Regions from separate parts of the Homo sapiens genome. Here region 1 is linked to region 2. A link is a loop called in an ENCODE intact Hi-C map of the cell type or tissue named here. Cell type or tissue: PC-3. All regions are shown on one strand. Links, peaks and the distances in the headings refer to the core of each region. The heading gives the core; the rest is flanking DNA.

Region 1 (2,820 bases), core at 132-2,631, 580 kb before region 2:
TTGGGAAGTGGAGGTTGCAGTGAGCCAAGATCGTGCCACTGCACTCCAGCCTGGGCAACAGAGTGAGACCCCACCCCCCAAAAAAATAGAAAAAAAAGAGCTGATAAAAGGATAACAGCAAAGAGAGTTGAGATACACTTCCTATAAGATAAATTACTCAATAAAATATACCAGTATGCCTCAGGAAAAATGGAGAAACAAATAAATTGACAACTTAAGGGCCAAATAGGCATCTATTTAACGCTTAACACAAATTAACTTAGCTACAAAGTATCAATATAATTATATTTTGGGGACTTTTTGACAGCAGAAAAAATTTAAAACACAAGTATTTTGTAACTTTGATTTTTAAAAATCCTTTTTTTTCCCTCTCAACTGAGAATTCTTTATTAAGCTGTTACTTTACACAGATGATGATTAGGAAGGTACTTCTGAAAGAACTCATATTATACAAACACAGCCATGTGTCACTTAACAAAAGGGGATCTGTTCTGAGAAATGCTCGTCAGGGATTCAGTCATTGTGCAAACATCATACAGTCTAGTAACACAAACCTAGATGAGATAGCCTACTATATACCTAGGCTAGATGGTATAGCCTGTTGCTCTTAGTCTACTAACCTGTACAGCATGTTACTGTATGGAATACTGCAGGCAACTATAACACAATGGTATCTTAAACATTAAAAAGGTACAATCAAAATACAGTAAAATTTTATGAGACCCCTTTCTTACATAAGGACTGTTGTTGACCAAAACGTTGTAAAGTTACAAAGTCATGCTTTACTAGCATGTTAAACACATGACTGTAATGCCTTTTAAATAAACACTGAAAAAAAATAAAGCTAAATTCATGTGCTAAGTCACTCCTTTATGGTATTCACATTGATTTAATGCCATGAAAAATTAGTCATCTCAATCATTCATTCAATCATTAATCTACCCACCCTTTTCTCACTATGCTAACTTTCAAATATTAGTAAATGAGTACAAGCTATATGCAAAAAAACTACCTATAATCAAATAAGGGAAAAAAGTTATACTTACTCTCTTTTCATGCTTTTCATGTTCCAAAGTGCTAGATAGCCATCAGAAAAACCTACAGCAAGCTGATTTGTCCTGCTTATGTAACTAAGAGTTGAAACAGCTGTTCCTGTTGGACTTACTAACTGGAAACACAGATGGCGCCCTTGTCTCATTACACTTTCTCTAATGTGTGGTACTTCAGCTGGGATACCAGTTAGAACTTCAAGATCTAAAACCACAAATTAGACAAATGAAGTTAAAAAACTAGAAACAGCATTAAAAGCAAATATGTCATCCATTATTCAAGCTGCAAATGAAGTCAACTGAGTTAAATGAAGTTAATTGAAATTAAAAGATTAGTGATAACAAAAAAGTATGTTAAACTAGAAAATTGCCATCCTTATCTATTTAAATGCCACAATTTAAAAAACACATTCAATTATATAATATTTAAAAATTCTCTCAGTACATCTCAAATATTATCTAAGATAGAATTTTTTTAGGGTTAACAACCATAAATAAAACTGATTTATTTCTTTATTGAAATTTAGAACTACTACCTAAATACCTTCCTTGGAGCAATGGCTGATTCCGGGTCAGGGGGAAGAAAATACATAAAATGAGCCTGGTACATCTTATGCCAATAATCTAGGAAGCTATCACAGATGAAAGGGAATGTATCAGACAACATGAAGGGGCTCTCATTACCAATGACAGGACATTTTGGGCATCAAAAACAATAAAATTAATGAAACACATTAAATATGCCAAACCTGAAAAATTCACAGGGATACAAAAAAAAAAAAAAAAGAGGGGTGGGGCAAGGGGGAAGCCTACCCTCCCCACCTACAAAAGACCTTATATTGAACAATTGGAGTAACTAGGTATCACCTGCTTACTCTGAAAATTAGTACTTAAGAAACACTAAACATTTATCCTGCCTGTTCTGTAGACATTGTGTTTCAGAGTGACCAGAAAGCCCTAATTAATGAGAAAATTATTCTTTACATTGACAGAACATAAAAATCATCATTTTGCAGCCCTTAATGAAATAAGGGACTTATCCAAGAATCTTAGGCCGGGCACGGTGGCTCACGCCTGTAATCTCAGCACTTTGGAAGGCCAAGGTGGGCGGATCACAAGGTCAGGAGATTGAGACCATCCTGGCTAACACGGTGAAACCCAGTCTCTACTAAAAAAAAAAAAAAAAAAAAAATTAGCCGGGCATGGCGGCGTGCGCCTGTAGTCCCAGCTGCTGGGGAGGCTGAGGCAGGAGGAGAATGGTGTGAATCCGGGAGGCAGAGCTTGCCGTGAGCCAAGATTGAGCCACTGCACCCCAGCCTGGGTGACAGAGCAAGACTCCGTCTCAAAAGAAAAAAAAAAAAAAGAATCTTAATGAATGAAACAATTAGCTCAAAGTAAGGTTTTATAATTTTGGCATTACAGTATTCCCTCTCATTATTTACAGTTTCACTCTCCAATTTCCGTTACCTGTAGTAAACCAAAGTCCAAAAATATTAAACAGATAATTCTATATCTATATATATCTATATCTATCTATCTATCTATCTATCTATCTATTTATATATATATAAAATTCAGCCAGGTGAGGTGGCTCATGCCTGTAATCCCAGCACTTTGGGAGGCTGAGGCAGGCAGATCATGAAGTCAGGAGTTCAAGACCAGCCTGACCAATATGGTGAAACCTCGGCTCTACTAAAAAAAAAAAAAAAAAAAATTGGCCGCACATGGTGGTGTGCAACTGTAGTCCCAGCTACTTGGGAGGCTGAGGCAG
Region 2 (2,820 bases), core at 108-2,607:
TGCTTTTGGAACTTGGTGGAATTTTTTTCCTGAATATTTTCCATTCAAGGTTGATTGAATCCACAGATGTGGAACCCATGGATAGGAGGGCTGACTTTATATTAAAATTGTTGATACCAAATTTGAGTTATTTTCTGTGAATCTCAACCTGTTTATAAGCAGACACAAAGAAACACACATACAAAGAGTTGTAGATACTTCCAGAAAAAAAGCTATGCAAACACATCCACAAAAATTCACGGTTAAAACACAAAAGCTAGAGAGATGAAGAAGTTTAGCAATATTTGTTATCTGAGTAAAAATACGGCTTCATTATCTTCATGCTTTAGTAAATTAAGCCAACTGGTCACGGTTCATTAATAAGAGACCTCCAATTATTTCCTTTTCCATTTATTTTTAATTTGTATTCATTAATGAAACACTGTTAAAGGAAATTTTAAAAGAAAATATATTCTCATTAATCTTGTCCGAACACTAACTATACTTTAGGTATGTATCTACAAGTTCAAATGATAATAAATTCATAGCTTATTATAATTGAAAACAAGCATGTATTACAAAAAAATCCTACTGTGAATAGTAGTTTCTTTACTTGGGAATAAATTTCACATGTATTTTTAAAAAAATCATAAAAATAAGAGGGAATATAAACACCACCACTTTTAGGGTGCTAAATTGTGTATTAAAAAGCTTCACATAAGTCTTGAAGAAAAGATAATTCATATCCCTTTTCTGCCATAGATTGCACTGTGAACCTAATGGACTTCATTCACTCCTCCAGGAAAGGGAAATACTGAATCAAGAAACAAATTGTAAACATCAATACTATAGAAGGTGTTGTGTTAAACTCCAAATGCAAAAATTCTCTTTCATTTTAGCTAGAAATATCTATTTTCAAAGTTCTAGAAATGACAGAATCCCATGCAGTAAAAAGACAATTTTATTATTTAAAAAAAAAAAAAACTTAAAATGTTAACTTGGAGCCTGAAAAACCATAGTTTGAATCTCTTTACTAATTATCCTCCACCTCAATAGTATCAGTTCCATTTTATTTAATGTAATGGGAAGGGTAAGAGATAAGATGATTGGTGAGAGGTGGTTCCAGTTTGGGCAGCCAGTGGCTACTAGTTATTTGACCTTGAGTAAGTCAGTCACCACAGTGTAGTTGGAAATTAATTTTTCCTTATGTAAAATTAGAAAATAAGGTGTTTTTTTCAAACTGTATGCAAGTTTTTTTAATCAATAAATGTTAACAGCTGATATTCAAGAAAATTGGAGATATTCTATTTTCTGCTACTTCTTAAGAAATTCCTATTTTGACTTAATACACCAATGCCAGTTTAAAAATGCTAAATAAAATCTTCCACACACATGATTTTTGGCAGCTGTATGGAAGGCTGATGTTGCCATCTAGTGTTTCTGTTTGAGAGGTCTCCTGTAGGAGGTGAGATGGGAGAGCCTTGGCTACTGGGAAGACACATGCACAGTGAATGTGGGGAGAGGTAGGGCAGAGTAACCCACACAGGACTCTCCTGGATGAACACCAGCCTCCTGATGTAGCCCCATCCCTGCAGGAGGTAAAAATATTGAGTGGAATGGAGGGAAGAACTGAAGTTTCCTGTGGCCTCTTAATGTGGCAATAACAGACCCAAGAGTTTCCTATATCAGTGTCCCCCTTACCTCATTATTTCTTATATTGGAGGATGTACATTCTTTGGGGATGCTTGCCTCCCCACATTTTAATGATTTTAATTTTGTGAGTCCAGGACCAAATGAAGAAATTGATCTACTTCTGTTTTGACATAGAACCCAGAAATTAATTCTCTTTTCAAGAATACCTGAGCCCCACATTTGGGAACTTTCTGTGTTGCCTCCCCGGTGAGTTTTGTGTTTGTGTGTGTTGTGGGGGGCGGGGGGCGGGGGGGGGGCGGTGGCCGGGCCAATCTCTAGATGACACGAGTCCCTGAGGTCTTAGCTCTGTGAACAAGCTGATGTCACTTTTCCTCATGCCCCTAGATGACTCCAAATCCCCAAGGTGAGATGGCATTGAAGTTGTCCTCCTATCCACTTAGTATGAACCAATCAAATGACATTGTCTATATTCTCAAAGCTCTTAGAACTAAGTGTGCTTTCCTTTATCCCTGGGGCTGGTCTGCCATCTCCTTGACCCTAGACTACCTGTATATATGGACGTGAGATAAAACATGTTGACTTGAAATGTGGCACTATGCCACACCACTCACTTAGCTTGTCATTCCTGCCCACAGTTCATCATTTCTCTTCCAAGCTCTGCTACTTAAAGGCTTATTAACACTTAAATGGGACAGACATTATTTTTGTGCTCAATCTCCTTTCAGGGTTTTCAGTGTAATTTCCTCTGGAAGATCCAGAAACTAAAAGGGACAAGAATTAGCTGCCTTATCCATGAGAAAACTCCTGGTTGGTCTCCGGAATTGAAGTAAGGAGGGTTGACAGAATCATAGGTCTTCTACTTTCTGGGAAGAACAAGGGTGAGATTTTAATACAAGCTTTGTCGTGGCAATGAGATTTATATCTGTATCTTCAGTCGTCTGTATGCAGATATAGAGTTATCTTGTAATAGTTTTGATTAGAGTTTATATCTGTTAGAACACCAGAGTAACGGGTTTCTCAATGCCAACTCGCAATTTGGAACTCCATTTTGGAAAAGAGACATTGTATCCAACTCGGAAACAATCAAATGCACCAAATTCTAGCAAAGTGTATCTAAAGTAGATTAGGAGTGATTATGTGATTATCCATTATCCATTTGTCCATTGCTAGCTGAGCCAATCCTAGGGC

What was found. A loop is a pair of places that touch in the nucleus more often than their neighbours do. Peaks named below come from ENCODE experiments on the same cell type or tissue, not always from the same donor. Only the 100,000 strongest peaks of a DNase experiment are listed, where the experiment ranks them.
Region 1: it touches region 2 in a loop (4-fold over the local background); 10 of 110 quality-filtered maps call a loop at or near these places.

Annotation. Positions count from the first base shown.
Region 1 is chr1:246,906,505-246,909,324 of GRCh38, forward strand. AHCTF1 (AT-hook containing transcription factor 1) reads right to left here. Exons shown (of 36, transcript NM_001323342.2): 5 at 1,047-1,254. Among named protein-coding and RNA genes, the nearest start is that of AHCTF1, 24 kb to the right of the region's middle. In PC-3, for the core only: a CTCF peak has its summit at 1,196; a DNase peak (open chromatin) is centred at 517; H3K27ac peaks cover 1,295 bases.
Region 2 is chr1:247,485,882-247,488,701 of GRCh38, forward strand. It overlaps the pseudogene OR2W5P. Among named protein-coding and RNA genes, the nearest start is that of OR2B11, 29 kb to the left of the region's middle. In PC-3, for the core only: a CTCF peak has its summit at 1,394 (motif pointing left); a DNase peak (open chromatin) is centred at 1,430; H3K27me3 peaks cover 514 bases.